Linked DNA regions of Homo sapiens: region 1 is linked to region 2. Evidence: chromatin loops called from intact Hi-C (ENCODE). Cell type or tissue: transverse colon. All regions are shown on one strand. Each heading gives the region's core, and the rest is flanking DNA. Links, peaks and the distances in the headings are about the cores only.

Region 1 (8,684 bases), core at 3,086-8,085, 260 kb before region 2:
CTCAAGCGATCCTCCTGCCTCAGCCTCCAAGTAGCTGGGACTACAGGTGTGCACCACCATGGCCAACTAATTCTGGTTTATGTTTTCTATTGTTTATTAAGTTATAAACATTTTGAGGGTAAGGATCACAGCGTATACATATATGTTTCCCCCACATAATCTCCAACTTATCACATGATAGCCTCTATGCGATAAATGTTTTGTATGAGTATAGAGGTTAACACAAACCATGTGGACCATATTAATATGTAACAAATCTGGTATTCTGAGATCAAGAGTTTTTGTTGGTTTTTTGTCTTTAACATCTTATTGAGTAAACTCTGACTGTGTCTTAGCAATGTACTAAGTGCTTTAGACACATTATTCGTTCATTATAAAAATGTATCAAGTTCCTACAAGCCTGGAAAACATGGTGAACCCCATCTCTACTAAAAATACAAAAATTAGCTGGGTGTGATGGCGCCTGTCTCTAGTACCAGCTACTCAAGAGGCTGAGGTGGGGAGCATTGCTTGAGCCTGGTAGGCAGAGGTTGCAGCAAACAATGATTGTGTCACTGCACTCCAGCCTAGATGGCAGAGTAAGACTCTATCTCAAAAAAAAAAGTATCAAGTTCCTATCATATGTTAGGAACTGTGCTGGGCCTTAAGACCCACTAGTAACAAAATTATTTACTTACATAGTGCATAGAAAGGTTAACTAACTTTCCTAGGGTTATTTTGGCTAGTAACTGAGGGAGCCTTGACTTGAAACCAGAGCTTACTCTAGAAACCATGTTCTTAACCACTATATTAAATTTCCTGTGGTGTGAATTATGGACATGCCTTGGTGACGCCATGTCCATTTTTTTTTTTTTTTTTTTTTTGAGACAGAGTCTCGCTCTGTCACCCAGGCTGGAGTGCAGTGGCATGGTCTTGGCTCACTGCAACATCCACCTCCTGGATTCAAACAATTCTCCTGCCTCAGCCTCCCGAGTAGCTGGGACTACAGGAGCCTGCCACCATGCCCGGCTAATATTTTGTATTTTCAGTAGACACAGGGTTTCACCGTGTTAGAGAGGATGATCTCAATCTCCTGACCTCGTGATCCGCCTGCCTCGGCCTCCCAAAGTGAGCCACCGCGCTCGGCCCACACTCTTACACAAACACTGATGGAATACTCCTTGAGGATGAGAATCACGTTTTCTAAATTTTTTTTTTTTTTTTTTGAGATGGAAACTCACTCTGTCACCCAGGCAGGAATGCAGTGGCGTGATCTTGGCTCACTGCAACCTCCACCTCCCAGGCTCAAGTGATTCTCCTGCCTCAGCCTCCCGAATAGCTGGGACTACAGTCATGAGCCACCACGCTTGGCTAATTTTTGTATTTTTTGTAAAGACGAGTTTCACCATGTTGACCAGGCTGGTCTCGAACTCCTGACCTCAAGTGATCTGCCTGCCTTGGCCTCCCAAAGTGCTGAGATACAGGCATGAGCCACCATGCCTGATATGTTTTCTAAAATTTTCTAAAATCCTGAAATTCTCATATAATGAGATAATAATACCAAACGCACACCAACCGTCAATTGTGTCTCAATAAATACTGGCCAACTGCCTTGGTAACTATATAATTCAATAGATTTCCTTATAGTTTAGAAACTTTAAAAAATTATTTTGCTGGCTGGGTGTGGTGGCTCATGCCTGTAATCCCAGCACTTTGGGAGGCCAAAGTGGGAAGATTGCTTGAAGCCAGTCATTTGGGACCTGCCTGGTCAACATAGCGAGACCCTGTCTCTACAAAAAATATTTTAAAATTAACTGGGCATGGTGGCACATGCTTGCAGTTTTAGCTTCCTGGGAGGCTAAGGCAGGAGGATTGGTTGAGCCAACGAGTTCGCAGCTGCAGAGAGCTACGATTATGCTACTACACTCCAGCCTGGGCAACAGAGCAAGACCCTGTCTCTAAAAAATATAAGTGTAGGCCAGGCGCGGTGGCTCACACCTGTAATCCCAGCACTTTGGGAGGCCGAGGCAGGCAGATCACGAGGTCAGGAGATCAAGACCAACCTGGCCAACATGGTGAAACCCTGTCTTTACTAAAAATACAAAAAATTAGCCAGGTGTGGTGGCACACACCTGTAGTCCCAGCTACTCGGGAGGCTGAGGCAGGAGAATTGCTTGAACCCAGGAGGCAGAGGCTGCAGTGAGCCGAGATCATGTCACTGCATTCCAGCCCGGGTGACAGAGCAAGACTCCGTCTTAAAAAAAAAAAAAAAAAAGGCCAGGCACGGTGGCTCATGCCTGTAATCCCAACACTTTGGGAGGCCGAGGCAGGTGGATCACCTGAGGTCAGGAGTTCGAGACCAGTATGGCCAACATGGTGAAACCCCGTCTCCACTAAAAATACAAAAATTAGCCAGGTGTGGTGGCAGGCGCCCGTAATCCCAGCTACTGGGGAGGCTGAGACAGGAGAATTGCTTGAACCCAGGAGGCAGAGGTTGCAGTGAGCTGAGATTGTGCCACTGCCCTCCAGCCTGGACAATAAGAACAAGACTCCATCTCAAAAAAAAAAGAAAAAAGAAAAGAAAAGAAAAAATATATATATTTATATAAATATATAAAATGTGTGTATATATATATATATACATTACTTAATGGAAAAATTAACTATTAAGATAGTTGCATTACACCAACTATCTTTCCAGAACACTTAATATTCACATATATCCCACACCTACACATGTGCCCCCCACACAAACATAGCTACATTTTCTAGGACATGATTAAATTTTGACCCTTTAGAAGATGACTATTCCTCTGATCATAGGAAGGCACCAAGAAATCCATAAAGGCTTTTTACATAAAGTGAGAAGTGTAGCAGTAGCAATGCTAACACAAACCATGGAAAACAGATTCACGGGACATTTTACCTACCCACCAGCAAAAGTTTTTAGTTATCCTGGAAACTGGATGATATAAAATTTCCATAATCAGTGTACTCTGAAATTGACAAAGAACACTAAAGGGAGGAAATTCACTTAAGAAACAGTTTTAGTATGAGCAGTATCAATAGGTATAAATAACTTGCCTGCCAACAGATTAAACCAGAATGTAATGCGGAAGGAACAAGATATAACAAATGTTTGGCAAATTCTTGAGATGAAATAAAACTAGGAAATGTTTTAAAATAGCTCGAGATGAATGATATATGTAGCAAAACACAGCAACAATGTGTTTAGAGCCAAGATCATTGAAAAGAAGCAGGAAAATATGAGCACATAGAAAATGAAACCACAAATCTTTCTAGATGTGGGCATTGGAAGAACCAAAAACAGCCAACCTGAGCATAAAGCAGTCATTTTCTGATGAGTTTGGGCAACAGTGACAGCCAAATCATTATAAGAGGGTAGGGGAGAGTAGAAAGTAATTTAGTCAATGTTGGGAGCAATTGCCTCAAAGCAGAGGAGCTTTTTGGTTATTTATTTGCCTAAGTGGTATGGCTGTGTTATGGGCTGGTTTTCCAGAAGAGAATCCCTAAAAGCAGCCAAAGCACCCTTGGGCTTGCATCAGAGCCCATCATGCATGTAACCCATTTATATCTTTCTCAGGCAACAAACCTCATGGTTAAGTTGTAGAAGCCTGTCATTTTATTTTATTTTATTTTATTTTATTTTATTTATTTGAGACAGGGTCTTGCTCTGTCATCCAGGCTAAAGTGCAATAGCGTGATCACAGCTCACTTCAGCGTCAACCTCCCCATACCCACATGATCCTCCCACCTCAGTCTCCCTAGTAGCTGAGACTATAGGCGTGAGCCACTGTGCTTGACTAATTTTTGGATTTTCTGTAGAGACGGGGTTTCGCCATGTTGCCCAGGCTGGTCTTGAACTCCTGGGCTTAAGTGATCCACTCACCTCGACCTCCCAAAGTGCTAGGATTACAGGTGTGAGCCACCACGCCCGGTCAAAGCCTGTCATTCTGTCTTTTTTTTTTTTTTTTTTTTGAGACAGAGTCTTTGTCACCGAAGCTGGAGTGCAGTGGCCCAACCTCGGCTCACTGCCAACTTCCACCTACCACGTTCAGATGATTCTCCTGCCTCAGCCTCCCAAGTAGCTAAGACTGAAGGTGCATACCACCACGCCGGCTAATTTCTGTATTTTTAGTAGATATGGGGTTTTTTCATGTTGGCCAGGCTGGTCTCAAACTCCTGACCTTAAGTGATCTGCCCACCTCAGCTTCCCAAAGTGCTGGGATTACAAGCATAAGCCAATGCGCCTGTCCCGAAGCCTGTCATTTTAAACTAGCGTTTCTCAACTCAGCACTATTGACATTTGGGGCCAGATAGGCTGTCCTGGACATTAAAATATGTTTGGCAGCATCTCTAGTCTCCATCCATTAGATGCCAATAACACCTCCTTCCTCCCAGTTATGACAACCCAAAATGTCTCCAGACATTGCCCAATATCTCTAGGGTCCTAGGAGGAGGTCAAAATCACCCCCAGACCAAGCACGGTGGCTCATGTTTGTAATCCCAGCACTTTGGGAAGTTGAGGCAGGCGGATCACGTGAGGTCAGCAGTTTGAGACCAGCTTAGCCAACATGGTGAAACCTTTCTCTACTAAAAATACAAAAATGAGCTGGGCATGGTGGCATGTACCTGTAATCCCAGCTACTAGAGAGGCTGAGGCAGGAGAATCGCTTGAACCCAGGAGCTGGAGGTTGCAGTGAGCCGAGATCATGCCACTGCACTCCAGCCTGCTTGACACAGTGAGATGCCGTCTTAAAAAAAAAAAAATCACCCCCAGTTGAGAACTACTGGTTTAGAGCATACAGGGGTGATTACCAGGCCAACTTCATACCGTACAGATAAGGAAGCCAAAGCCTAGGCACATTAAATGCCTTGTTCAATTGTACATAGCTACACAGCTGGTTAATGACAGATCTAATTCAGAAAGCCCAGATTGTTTGTTTGTTGGTTGGTTTTTAGAGACAGGGTCTCGCTCTGAGACCGAGGCTGGAGTGCAGTGGCGCGATAGTAGCTCACCGCCTCGCTGCATCCTCAAACTCCATGTCTCAGCCTCAGGAGTAGCTAAGACTATAGGTGGGAGACAGAGGATCTCTCTGTGTTGCTCAGGGTGGTCTCAAACTCCTGGCCTCAAGCGATCTTCCAGCCTCGGCCTCCCAAAGTGCTGAAATTACAGGAGTGAGCCACTGCACCTGGCCTGCCAGGCTCCATTTTAAACATATCTGAAATATTCTTGTCTTAAGACTGACCTTATTAAGTAAGTATTACTTCTTCTTCTTCTTATTATTATTATTATTATTGGAGACAGGGTCTTGCTCTGTCATCCAGGCTGGAGTGCAGTGGCACACAGCTCACTAAAGCCTCAACCTCCTGGGCTCAGGTGATCCTCCCACCTCAGCCTCTCCAGTAGCTGAGATGAAACGCACACACCACCATGCCTGGCTAATTTATTTTTTATTTTTTTGTAGGGACAGGGTTTTGTTATGTTACCCAGGCTGGTCTTGAACTCCTGGGCTCAAGCAATTCACTCACCTCGGCCTCTGAAAGTGTTGGGATTACAGGTGTGAGCCACCACACCTGGCCTATCAGGCTTCATTTTTAAGAGCTGTACGTATCTGAAATCTTTCTGTCTTAAGACCAAATTTATCAGGTAAGTACTACCATTATCCCCATTTTATAAATGAAGAAACTGAGGCATAGAGGTCCAAAGTCATCCAACTCCTAAGTGGCAGAACTAGATGCAGCCCAGGAAGTCTGGTTCATGATCATTAAGGGGAAAGACTGAAGATGCCTAATCAGAAGGGAGGAAAAATGGGTCAGAAGCTGGAAATGACAGTTGTCAGAAAATAACTGGCAGAGGTAACAGGGCAGCTAGACCTGGGGTATTAGGCAAATCCTTGGGAGAGAGGAGTTCTCATCTGGAAGGGAAAAGTTGGGCAAGGATGTTGGTAGGAAAGGATAGAAGCTGGAGGAGAGGAAGTTGGGAACTCACACTGTGTATCCATATAGGGACAAGATGAGGCTTCTATTTACCTTCTGAGTAGCAGAGAAGGAACTTCCCGACATCAGGCAGGGCAGGGTCTCTGCTGAAGACTGACACCGGTGAGCACCAGCCACTGATGTTAACATTTTTCCCCTAAAAACCAACTTGAGAACCACCAGGGGTATACACACCACATTCTGCAAAATGTTGAGATCACTCCTCTCTAAAAAATATAAAGTGCTTTGGGTAACATTTGATGAATGTCCAAGACTTGTATGTTTCCACGATTATTTCATAGACAAAATATACAACTTAAAACACGCGTGATCTGCTGGTGCACACAAACACACACATCATAGCTAAATGAAAATATCAAGCATAGAACAGCTTTATTACACATTTTGCCAGTTCCTCATGTTTCTTCAACACTTGGCTTTTCAAAAACAAATTTTCGAGACGTTTTGTCTTTTACACTTTCCAGTTTTCACGGACCAAGATGTTAATAAAAGTAAACAACTTGGGGAAATCGGATGAGCGTTGTCATATTTGTAGATATCAGGATCTCTAAGAAGGAAAAATGTCATGTTTTGCCCTTAGTGATGTAATAGCACTTACGTGGAAATTCACCCATAGTATGTTAAGTATGTAAACTGTACTCATACTCAAGTTTACCAGACTATCCAGGTACTAAAACTAACACTAATGCAAATATATTTTAAAGGAATACATAAGTGATAAAAAGTGAAGTGCAGTAGAGTAACTAAGAACAAGTCCATTAGAGACAGACAGTTCTAAAACACTAGCATCATAGTATCATGTACTAGTATATATTGGTGTAACACACTACCATTATAGGGTTATTGTGAGGATTAAATGAGAGAGTGTTACATAAAGGATTTAAGGAGCACAGTGCTAAATGTATTTTAGCTGTTATTGTTCTAGCATGAAGAAGAATAAATTTAATAAGCTTCTTAGAAGTCTGATGGTTTTCATAACTTGGCTTTAATGAGTTTTAAATCCTGGCACTAATTTCCATATAGGCAGGTATATATTCATTCTGTTACCTCAAGGCTGACCTAATGGACTTGAATCAGCAGTTCCCAGAGTGTGGTGCACCGGCTCCTAAAGGTCCTAGAGTCTTTCAGAGGGCTACCAAGAAAAGAACTATTTTCATAATAAGTGTAAGGATTATCATTCTAATGTTATTAACAATAGCAAACTAATTTCATAATAATGCTAATCATCTAATACTATTTTTGTTTGTAATTATGTTGACATTTGCACTGATGGTGCAAAAGCAATGGTAGGTAACACCACTGATACCTTAGCATGAGTCAAGGCAGTGTTACCCAGCTGTGCTGGTACACATGGTAGTCTTCACTTTCATGTGCTCATAGAAAAAACAGAAGCTAGTTTTATTAACCAATGTCCCTGACGAAGCAGTACTTCTATTAAGTCCAGACCCTTGAGTGCACATCTTTTTAATATTTCATGTGATGAAATGGGAAGTACCCACAAAGCACTTCTGCTGTGTACTGAAGTATGATGGTTATCTTGAGGTGAAGCACTTGTACCTCCGTTTGAGTTGGGAACTAACTAGCCACATTTTTCACGGAACACTGTTTTTACCTGAATGAATGACACAAACTGTGGTATTCAGATTCGGGTATTTGGCAGATATTTTCTCAAGAATTAATGAAGTAAGTCTGTTACTTCAAGGAAAACAACTCAAAATATTTGTTACTAATGATAAAACTCAAGCTTAGTAACTTCTCAATACTTAAAGACTTTTATGATGAGATCAGTGGTGGTGATATTAATGAATGTGATTAGGCTGATATTGTGTAATGACATGTGACAATATTTGTAAGATCTGCATAACTCAGACATTTTCCAAATGAAAATACATGCTGTTATACAATCAATCATACATATGTAAAAAATCCATTCAAAGTGAAAAATAGATCAATGGGATTTCCTTGACATGGTTTTAGATTTCACATTGCAACTAACCTTTAAGAAACTACAACTTGTCATCTGGGCGCAGTGGCTCACGCCTGTAATCCCAGCACTTTGGGAGGCTGAGGTGGGTGGATCACCTGAGGTCAGGAGTTCAAGACCAGCCTGGCCAACATAGTGAAACCCCGTCTCTACTAAAAATACCAAAATTAGCCAAGTGTGGGGGCACATGCCTGTAGTCCCAGCTACTTGGGAGGCTGAGGCAGGAGAATCACTTGACCTGGGAGGTGGAGGATGCAGCGAGCCAAGATTGCGCCACTGCACTCACTCCAGCCTGGGCAACAGAGTGAGACTCCATCTCAAGAAAGAAAGAAAGAGAGAGAGAGAGAGAAAGAAAGAAACTATAACTTGTCAAGTTTGGGTGTAATATCAAAGAAAAATATCCAAAATGAAAAGGCTACTAAAATATTCCTCCTTTTCCCAACCACATATCTTTGTGAGTCCAAATTTTCTTCATATATTTCAAAATATCATACATTATAGATATATCCAAATACAAGAATTCACTTTTCTACTGTTAAGCCATACATTACAGAGGTTTACAAAAATGAAGAATAACGCCATTCTTCTCACTAGTTTTTTTTACATTTAGGACCATATAGTTATTGTTCATAAAAATTCATTATAGTTACATATAATAGGTTTATCATAAATATTTAAAATGAATTAATTATTTAAAAAC
Region 2 (11,217 bases), core at 2,628-7,627:
ACAGTTTGTTAAATTATATGGTACCCTTCTCCTGAACACAAGTTGTTCTCCCTGTCTGGCTTTGGGAGAACCTCAGGAAGTTGCATGCAGCCTGCTCTGGGAATTCTCAGAGTGTTCAGGAAGACCATGGGCTCCCTTCCTCTGCCCGCACCCATCTGCACGAGTCTGCCTCTGAAATTCAAATAGAAAGCCAGCCCCATCTCTGACAGCCGTCCTCCAGGAAAAAGAGGGGTCAGCCTAAGCAGGTTATCAGAGGAACCAGATCCTTCCTGCCACATGAGCATGCGGCTCACCACTGGGGCCAGAGGGCCCAGGACACAATCTCAGGCCTCAAACCCTCATGGAAATGCCCTTCAGAACTGACCCACGGCCCCAGCCCCAGCTGACCACAGAGAGACTTTGCACAGATAAAGCTCATCTCATGGCCAAGTGTGGTGGCTCATGCCTGTAATCCCAGCACTTTGCGAGGCAGAGGCGGGCAGATCACTTGAGGTCAGGAGTCCGAGTCCAGCCTGGCCAACATGGAGAAACCCTGTCTCTACTAAAAATACAAAAATTGGTGTGGTGGTACACGCCTGTAATCCCAGCTATTCAGGAGGCTGAGGCAGGAGAATTGCTTGAACCTGGGAGGCAGAGGTTGCAGTGAGCCAAGATTATGCCACTGCACTCCAGCCTGAGCGACAGAGCGAGACTCGGGCTTTAAAAAAAAAAAAAAAAGCTCATCTCACTGTAGGATAACAGATGCCCCAAAGGCCAGCCCCATCTCAGCTATCGTAGCAAGGTCATCCCCAAAAGGTCATTCCAATGAAGATGCAAAGCCTAATGACTGTCCTTGGCCTTGTGGCTCAGGATAAGTTTGATTAGCTTGAAAGATCCAACTGGACACAGGGCACCAAATCACTACCAATGAACTAAACACACATGCTTGCACACACGTCCGCCCTCCAGGCCTCTGCATGAGCTATTCCCTCTCCCTAGACCTCTCTCCTGTCTTCTTTACCAGGCTAAATCCTTTCTAATCCCTTGAGACTCATAATAGCTTAGTTTATCTTCTTCAACGAGAGGATAAAAAGGATCCATCCTGCCTACCTAGAGAAAAAGCAACGTGTTGCTTTTCTGCTGGGAAGGTCTCTTTCCAAAATCTTATTACAGAATGACCATTTAAGTAAAGGACAAAGGTTGGGGCCTTTTCTAAATGTTGAGGTTCTATTTAAACACACAACAAAAGGCCGGGCATGGTGGCTCATGCCTGTAATCCAAGCATTTTGGGAGGCCAAGGCGGGACGATTGCTTGAGGGCAGAAATTTGAGACCAGACTGGGCAACACAGCAAGACCCTGTCTCTACAAAAAATTTTTAAAAATTCGCCAGGTGCTATAGCACATGCCTGTAATCCCAGTTACTTAGGAAGCTGAGGCTGGAAGATGGATTGAACCCAGGTGTTTGAAGCTGCAAGTGAGCTATGATGGCATCACTGCACTCCAGCCTGGGCAACAGAGAAATCCTATCTCTTAAAACACACACAAAACAGAGTCAGTTTAGGATCCCATTTCCTCCAGGAAGCCCTCCCTGACCTTACTCTCCTACAAAGGGTTTGAGGCTCCATTCCTTTGAGTTCCCAAAGCACTGTGCACTTCTCCTATGAGAACACCTCAAGCTGGTAGGAACTGTCTGCCTAAGGGGCCATGTCTCACAGCCTAGGAATAGCACATTGTGGGTAGGGAGTACGCCTATATTCATCTTCATCTGAGCATTGGGCAGAGCCTAGCATATAATAGGGGCTCCATGGATGATACCAAACAAATCAACAAATGACCTGCGCCAAGTCAGTCTGCTGCTGAGATCAGCCTTGCCACTTCAGCTCATGCCACCTCCTGGTCCTCCCTAAGAGCTCACTGTATGCAAAGCCCGGTGAGGGAGAGCAACACAGGAGCACAGGGCCCAAGTTGTTCCTACTCTTCTATCCCAGAATGTCCCATCTACTGTGATCTAGTTGCCACCACCCCTCCCCAACCAGCAAAACTCCTACCCTAAAATAAACAAACAAAAAAATAGCTGGGCATGGTGGCCACATCTGTAATCCCAGCACTTTGGGAGGCTGAGGTGGGTGGATCACAAGGTCAGGAGTTCAAGACCAGCCTGGCCAAGATGGTGAAACCCCATCTCTACTAAAAATACAAAACTTGGTCGGGCGCGGTGGCTCACGCCTGTAATCCCAGCACTTTGGGAGGCCGAGGCGGGCGGATCACGAGGTCAGGAGATCGAGACCATCCTGGCTAACACGGTGAAACCCCGTCTCTACTAAAAATACAAAAAAAATTAGCCAGGCGTGGTGGCGGGCGCCTGTAGTCCCAGCTACTCGGGAGGCTGAGGCAGGAGAATGGCGTGAACCCGGGAGGCGGAGCTTGCAGTGAGCAGAGATCGCACCACTGCACTCCAGCCTGGATGACAGAGTGAGACTCCGTCTCGGAAAAAAAAAAAAAAAATACAAAACTTAGCTGGGCGCAGTGGCAGACGCTTGTAATCCCAGCTACTTAGGAGGCTGAGGCAGGGAAGTGTTTGAACCTGGGAGGCAAAGGTTGCAGTAAGCCAAGATCACGCCACTGCACTCCAGCCTGGGTGACAGAGCGAGACTCTGTCTCAAAACAAATAAATAAATAAAATAAAATAAAATAAATAATAAATAATAAAAAAAAATCAAAGGAATAGTCCACAAGACTTTGTGGCTGGAGCATAGCCCCTTGTGGGTACTTAAGGTTTAAACTCACTGGGTGGCCTATCTGGCTTCCTTTGTGGGTGGGGAAGGGGAGCTCCAAGAGGTGGGCTCAGGGCATAGGAATGAGGCAGCTGGGAGGGAGTTGGGGCCTGGGACTGGGTGACTCTCTGGCTTGGTGCTGGGGAAGGAGGAGGAGGGGCATCACGTAGCAACAGAGCAAGAAGGAACAGGAGTGTGGCAGCCCCAGGCCCTGCAGATCTGGTCACACCTCTCCCCATGGAGCAGAGGAGGCAGGGGACATGAGCTGGAATGTGCGATTTTCTCAAACGTGCACCACCGGAATGTGTCAGCAACACCAAGTGTGGGGCTGTGTAGCCCAGAGAGACTGACAGCATCGATTATCATGACTGAAGCACAGATGGGATGAGCCACAAAGCACGTACAGATTAGTGAGGCTGAGGGAGTTCACAGGCAGGGAAACTAGCCAGGGAGGAAGAAGACAACACGTTCTCAGACGAGAATGGGAAAAGGAGGGGAAGAAAAAAAAAAACAAAACAATGTTTTCCTGACATTTTTGTTAACTTCTTTAGTCTTCAAAAAAAAAGAATGCGGCCGGGCACAGTGGCTCACGCCTGTAATCCCAGCACTTTGGGAGGCCGAGGTGGGTGGATCACAAGGTCAGGAGATCAAGACCATCCTGGCTAACACGGTGAAACCCCGTCTCTACTAAAAAATACAAAAAATTAGCCGGGTGTTGTGGCGGGCACCTGTAGTCCCAGCTACTTGGGAGGCTGAGGCAGGAGAATGGCGTGAACCCAGGAGGCGGAGCTTTCAGTGAGCCGAGATCGCACGACTGCACTCCAGCCTGGGCGACAGAGCGAGACTCCATCTCAAAAAAAAAAAAAAAAAAAAGAATGCTAGAAATATTATAGTAAATTTGTGGACAAACATAAAAGGTGGACTACATAGTACGGGTTTCATAATATATGTAGAAATAACAAAAAACAGGAGGGGGAAATGGAAATATACTGTTCTTACATTATACGTGAAATGGTATGGTATGATTTGAAGGCAGATTGTGATTAATTTAAACCTGCAAACCACAGAGTGACCACTAAAATCAAACCAATGAAGTATAGCTAAATAAGCAAAGAGTGGAAATAAAACAGAACCCTAAAAAATACTCAATGAATCTAAAACAAGGCAAGAGGCCAGACACAATGGCTCACACCTATAATCCCAGCGCATTGGGAGGCCAAAGCAGGAGGATTGCTTGAGGCCAGGAGTTAGAGACCAGCCTGGGCAACACAGTGAGATTCCGTCTCTACAAAAATAAAAATAAAAAATTAGGCTGGGCACAGTGGCTCATGCCTTTAATCCCAGCACTTTGGGAGGCTGAGGTGGGCAGATCACTTGAGGTCAGGAGTTCGAGTCCAGCCTGGCCAACATGGTGAAACCCCATCTCTACTAAAAATACAAAAATTAGCTGGGCATGGTAGCGCATGCCTGTTATCCCAGTTCCTCCAGAGGCTGAGGCATGAGAATCACTTGAACCTGGGAGGCAGAGGTTGCAGTGAGCCATGCACTCCAGCCTGGGGGACAGAGAAAGACTCTGTCTCAAAAAAAAAAAAAAAAAAAGAAAAAAGAAAAGAAAAAGAAAAAAGAAAAATTTAGCCAGGCCAGGCGCGGTGGCTCATGCCTGTAATCCCAGCCCTTTGGGAGGCTGAGGCAGGCAGATCGTGAGATCAGGAGATCGAGACCATCCTGGCTAACATGGTAAAACCCTGTCTCTACTAAAAATACAAAAAAATTAGCTAGGCATGGTGGTGCGTGCCTGTAGTCTCAGCTACTCAGGAGGCTGAGGCAGGAGAATCACTTGAACCCGGGAGGCAGAGGTTGCAGTGAGCCAGGATTGCGCCACTGCACTCCAGCCTGGGCAATAGAGTGAGAATCTGTCTTAAAAAAAAAAAAAAAAAGAAAAATGTAGCCGGGCATGTTAGCATATGCCTGTAATTCCAGCTACTCGAGAGGCTAAGGCAGGAGGATCACTTGAGCCTAGGAGTTTGACACTGTAGTAAGCCATGACTGTACCACTGCACTTCAGCCTGGGTGACAGCAAGACCCTGTCTCTATAAAAAAAAATTTTAAAAAAAAGAAGGCTAGAAAAGAAGAAAGAATAAACAGATGGCACAAATGGAAAATGAATGGCAACATGATAGACTTCAGTCTAACCACATTGATAATTACTTTAAAATCTAAAAGGTTTATATACTCCAATTAAAAGGCAGAGATTTTCAGCCTGGGTAGAAATGCAGTATTTAATACATGCTATCTACAAGAAACATACTTTACATATAAAGACACAGATAGATTCAGTATAAAGCAATGGAGAAAGATATACCATGCAAACACTAATATCAAGGAAGGCAGAGTGGCCCTTTGAGGGAGCCAGCTGGCAGCTGCCACTAAACTCTGGTGTGCCCTCGCCTGCTCCTGAGTTGCCACTGTTTGCCCTCACCCCAGAACAAGTCAGCTAGGAAGCCACACCACAGCTATGGCTTTCAAAGCCATCCGTGGAACTAGAGGTGGCAATTTATTAAATCAGAATTACCCTAGCCTGCCGCAACATCAAATCTCTGGAGAAGGTGTGTGCTGACTTGATCAGAGGTGCAAAGGAAAAGAATCTCAAAGTGAAGGATCAGTTCAGATGCCTATCAAGACTCTGAGAATCACTATAAGAAAAACGCCTCGTGATGAAGGTTCTAGGACAAGGGATCGTTTCCAGATGAGAATCCGCAAGTGACTCACTGACCTGGATGGTCCTCCCGAGATTGCTAAGCAGATTACGTCCATCTGTACTGAGCTGAGATTCAAGGTTAAAGTCACCACTGCAGATGTTTCAAGCAACTATTTTATTAACAGAATAGCAGTTGTTTAAAAGAAAAAAAGAAAGAAAGTTGAAGTGCTTCTGTTAATATCAGGCAAGGCAGACTTCCAGACAGGAATATTACCAGAGGTAAAGAGGGACATTTCATAATGATGAGTCAATTCATCATGAAGACATAATCATCCTAAATGTACACCCACTCAACAACAGAGCTCTAAAGTAGATAAAGCAAAAATGGACAAAATTGAAAAGAAAAAGTGACAAATCCACAATCCTAGTTGGAAACTGGAGACTTTGACTCTCCAGTTGAGAAAGCTCAATAATTGAGAAAAAACTCTTCCAAAGGAAGCCAGTGGAAGATATAAGCAAATAACCCAAGAGAGGTGAAGAGCAGGAGGACAGAGGGCTGCCAGACTGCTGGTCTGGGGAACATGAGGGACCCCAGCCTTTGCTCACGGTAGAAGAGGGGGCTGGAGGATGGCCACAGAGCAGGAAATGCTCCCTCCTCTGTCCACAGCCCCTAGACCTTCCCCAGAGGGAAGCACGCCAGCTCACACCACACTTCTCCTGGGGTCATTTTCAGTCCCTGATAACCCTGGATAGGGGTCAGTGTTCAACAGCCCCCACTGCCCTCAGCAGACACCTGGTTGACTATGTTTCCTCAATTACTGCACCCCCAAGCACACCATATACAATCCACAGATGACTTTCACACACACACACACACACACACACACACACACACACACACACACACACCAGACTGTCCCCTCTCTTCCCTCCTCCCCAGTGGCACCGCGTGGCATCACCCTCATTGGCGAGCAGGAATCAGAACAGAGTCTACAATGTCAGCAAAGGGCTGTATGCGACAGTCACTGAATCCAATCCCAGCTCCACCACTAATCAGCAACTAACCTCGGGCAAGTTGCTCACCTCTCTGTGCTTCAGTGTCGTCAGCTAGAATACCTACTTCAGAGGGCTGTTGTGAGGAAATGATAAGGGAACGTAAGGGAGGTATTTAGAACAGTGGCTGCCACAGAGTGAGTAACACTATATTAATGCTGGCAGTTATGGCCAGGTGCAGTGGTTCACGTCTGTAATCCCAAAACTTTGGGAGGCTGAGGCGGGTGGATCACCTGAGGTCAGGAGTTTGAGACCAGCCTGGCCAACATGGTGAAACTCCATCTCTACTAAAAATACAAAACTTAGTCAGATATGGTGTTGGGCACCTGTGATCCCAGATACGTGGGAGGCTGAGGCACGAGAATCGCTTGAACCTGGGAAGCAGAGGTTGCAGTGAGCCAAGATTGCACCACTGCACTCCAGCCTGGGCGACAGAGCAAGACTCTGTCTCAAAATAAATAAATAAATAAATAATAAAATAAAAATCCACAAAACCCCTTTTGTAATTGTGGTCTTAGATGGAAGCTCAATATATAAACAGAGAAAAGTAAGCAGCTCTGACTGAAGAAGATGACGGCCACAAACTCCCAAGCATAGGAGGAAATGACATCCTAAGGTTCCTTCCAGCTCTGGAAGCACCAGAGGACTCTAAGAAAGAATGGATCAGTCCAGAAGCACAGAGGGGGAGTGCAGACTGATAATACCCAACAGGCCATTAGGAGGGAAAATCTCAGACAGTCGAAGCAGGGAGAAGAGGAAGGACAGAGCCCAAGCCAGTGGTGCCCAAAGGAGCTGCTACCAGCAATGCCCTCAATTGCCAGTGATCAGCCAATCAAGCATCCCCCAGGATGGTGACACCCCAGCCCCCATGCTTTGGCCAAAGTCAGGCAGATAACAGCTGTCTCCTGGTCACTGTTCCTGCTGCTCTAGAGGCACAAACAGGATGTTTAGAAGCAGATGACCACAAGTGACCACAGGAAGCCATGACAACCGCCTCCAGGTAACGATCTTCTTCCCCAGCTTCTTTCCGGCTTGGCTGCCTCCAAAGACCAGACAAAAAGACTTCAAGTGCCAACTTCCAAAGAGAGAGAAGGGGGAGGAGTTCTTGGAAAGTTCAGGACACAGCAGAAGAGGCCATTTGAGGTGGTGAGGCAGGGAAGAAATGAGACCACCCAGCTATCCCAACAGCTACCTCACCTCAAAGACGCATTGTGCCTGATGAAGCTAAGCAGGGGTGAAGAAACTGCACATCCACTGCTTGGGACAGAGGACCTTCCAAGACAGGCAGCATGTGACCAGGCAGGCTCAGGAGGGCTGCCAAGTCGTGTCTCTGAGGAGTGACTGCAGTGTTCCAGGCATCACGACCACTCCTCCACACCCACCCCAGAGGAGCCCATCCCACTCAGCTGTCCCAGAGCACATCAGTGATGAGAAACTGCCTTAGCCGGCCAGCCGAGCCAGGAGTACACAGGGGAAATGGCAAATCCAGAGGAAACCAAGTGCAGGCCATTGGACACTCCCATTTCCACCTAAGGAAGAGGAATGTTCCTGGAAACAGAGGGGGCAAAGCTCGGCCAGGACTCTCTGAGCCACTTCAAACCTCCAACAGAGCCCAGGGTGGGTCCCACAGATCAACTACCCCTAAAGGGGTACAGTCACTGGGCCAGCTTCATGACACAGCTGTGTCCACTCAGTGTACAACCACCAAGTTCACAGTCCAGAAAACCAACTCTCCTTTTTTCTACTGCTACTAGGAGCCTCAGGGGCCAGACCACCCCATGAGGCTTTCTGGATGCCTAGAGTGCTAGGAGAAGCCCAGGGCTGATCTGGGAGTGGATCTCAGCACAGCTCCCTGTGGCAGCTCTCACTAATATTAGTGTTAGATGAGCGATTAGTATAAACCAAGCCACCAAGCCACCTCCTCCCCCACCACTTCCTCATGAAAGCCACCAAAGAGGCTCAGGGGAAATTAAAAGTCATATAACCAAAACCCAACTTAACACCACCAGCCCAAGGGTGTGGCCATTTCACCTCCACAGCAGAGTTCCAAACATTCTCCAACCCATGGCGCCATGAAGAGTCCTAAATCACATTCTTCCAGAAAGTAACTGAAGTCAGATTCTTCCCCCAGGCCTAGCTAAGCAACCAAACAGGGCCAATTGCACTAAGTGCCCACCAAGGCCACGGGAAATGCAGCCAACCTAAAGATGAAGTGGAAGCTTAAATTCGAAGAGTGGGCCAGGTGCAATGGCTCACGTCTGTAATCCCAACACTTTGGGAGGCCGAGGTGAGCAGATCACTTGAGGCCAGGAGTTCAAGACCAGCCTGGCCAACATGGCGAAACCCCATCTCTACTAAAAATACAAAAAATTAGCTGGGTGTGATGGCAGGTGCCTGTGATCCCAGCTACTCGGGAGGCTGAGGCAGGAGAATCACTTGAACCCAGGAGGTGGAGGTTGCAATGAGCTGAGATCACGCCACTGCACTCCAGCCTGGGCAACGGAACGAGACTCTGTCTCAAAAAAAATCAATTAATTAAAAAATAAATAAGGCCCGGCATGGTGGCTCACGCCTGTAATCCCAGCACTTTGGGAGGCCAAGGCAGGTGGATCACTTGAGGTCAGGAGTTTGAGACCAGCCTGGCGAACATGGTGAAACCCCACCTCTACCAAAACTACAAAAAACAGCCAGCATAGTGGCGCATGCCTGTAATCCCAGCTACTCAGGAGGCTGAGGCAGGAGAATCACTTGAACATGGGAGGTGGAGGCTGCAGTGAGCTGAGATCACGCCCCTGCACTCCAGCCTGGATGACAAAGCAAGACTCCATCTCAATAAATAAATAAACAAACAGGCCGCTGCGGTGGCTCACTCCTGTAATCCCAGCACTTTGGGAGGTGAGGTGGGCAGATCATTTGAGGTCAGGAATTCAAGACCAGCCTGGCCAACATGGTGAAACGCTGTCTCCACTAAAAATACAAAAATTAGCTGGGCGTGGTCGTGGGCGCCTGTAATCCCAGCTATTTGGGAGGCTGAGGCAGGAGAATTGCTTGAACCCGGGAGGCAGAGACTGCAGTGAGCCAAGATTGTGCCACTGTACTCCAGCCTGGGCAACAGAGCGAGACTTGGTCTCAAAAATAAATAAACAAACAAACAAATAAATGCCAAGAGAATGATACCAAAAGCCAAACCCTCCACCCCAGGAGTTGTCAAGATTATCCCAAGAATGAACGATAACCATCACCAGTTACTGAGCACTTTGAAAGTATTTCGGGAAAGTATGTCAGGAAATGCACCTATTTCATGGATTAGGAGACCAAGGCTCAGAGTGTAAAGTGATCTGCCAGGGTCACACAAGTAGTAGGCAACAGCATTGATACAGAACCAAGTGTGGCTGATGTCAGAGGCTGGGTTCTATGCCACCTCCCCACCCCAAACCCAGAGAGAACTCAGGTTCTCCAGAGGAGGAAGTGGTTTGCTGCAGGCTCAGCATCACTGTGGGTGTCGCAGTTCATACCCATTTAATCACCAACCACCATCAAGTAGTTATTAAGTGACCGCAGAGAGAACAGCACAGTGCTTGGTGGCAAGGGGTATTTGAAAGGCAGATAAAATCCCTGTCTTCAAAGAGCTTACGGGGCAGAGCGGGAGACAGAAGAAAGCCTAATTTACACAGATCTGTAAAGTTTTACCTTAGCAGGAGGGTCAACAGGCTGGTTAGTTTTATCGGGGAAAAAAGCCTTCTCAAAAAGGTGGATTCAGCTAAGATTTTAAAGGCAGAGGGTAAGGTGAGTCAGGAGAAGGCTATTTTCTGCAACTTGAACCAACATCTAGACTCAAGGCAGAACTGAGTGGTTGGCATGGTCAGAAGTCAAATGTAATTCAGAGACTGCAATACAAGATACCCCCTAGATCTGGCAACTGCATTTGTCATTAAACATCGAGCACAGAGAGTTCTTAGAATCCCCCAAAGCAGGGGCCAAGTAGGAATATGTGTGAGGCAAGTGAGACCCAATGTAGGCAACAGAGAGGGTCAAATACAAGGCTGGAGCTATTGAGGTTAACCAAGTGGTGACACAGAGTACACACATCCCATGAAGCCTGATCTGATTTTTCAAAAGAAACGACATGTAATGAAACTCCGTCTCTACTAAAAATACAAAAATTAGATGGGCGTGGTGGCGGGCGCCTGTAATCCCAACTACTCGGGAGGTTGAGGTAGGAGAATTGCTTGAACCCAGGAGGCGGAGGTTGCAGTTGAGCCGAGATCATGCCACTGCACTCCAGCCTGGGTGACGCAGTGAGACTCTGTCTCAAAAAAAAAAAAAAAAAAAAAAGGAACAACATGGACTTTTTGGTGCAATCTCCTGATGTTTTAAATGTTGGCAACTAATTTGGAATATTTTGAATACCATGCAGACCAAGCAACAAGGGTCTGCAGACCAAATCTGACCCGTAGATTTCTGATTTCTACCTTGAGGTTTCCCATATGAAAAACCAGAAAGAAGACCAGGCATAGTGGCTCACGCCTGTAATCCCAGCTCTTTGGAAGGCCAAGGCAGGTGGATCACCTGAGGTCAGGAGTTTGAGACTAGCCTGACCATTATGGTGAAACCCCGTCTCTACTAAAAATATGAAAAGTAGCCAGGCATGATGGCACACGCCTGTAGTCTCAGCTACTCAGGAGGCTGAGACAGGAGAATTGCTTGAACCC

The links. A loop is a pair of places that touch in the nucleus more often than their neighbours do. Peaks named below come from ENCODE experiments on the same cell type or tissue, not always from the same donor. Only the 100,000 strongest peaks of a DNase experiment are listed, where the experiment ranks them.
Region 1: it touches region 2 in a loop (20-fold over the local background); 2 of 110 quality-filtered maps call a loop at or near these places.

The regions. Positions count from the first base shown.
Region 1 is chr12:119,977,108-119,985,791 of GRCh38, forward strand. No RefSeq gene overlaps it. Among named protein-coding and RNA genes, the nearest start is that of BICDL1, 7.8 kb to the right of the region's middle. RefSeq lists a silencer at 8,616-8,684. In transverse colon, for the core only: no CTCF peak of the experiment used is centred there; no DNase peak of the experiment used is centred there; H3K27me3 peaks cover 4,711 bases.
Region 2 is chr12:120,242,181-120,253,397 of GRCh38, forward strand. The region is part of intron 1 of PXN (paxillin); the gene reads right to left. It also overlaps the pseudogene RPS20P31. Among named protein-coding and RNA genes, the nearest start is that of PXN, 18 kb to the right of the region's middle. RefSeq lists enhancers at 2,666-3,492, 8,365-8,414. In transverse colon, for the core only: no CTCF peak of the experiment used is centred there; no DNase peak of the experiment used is centred there; H3K27ac peaks cover 2,827 bases.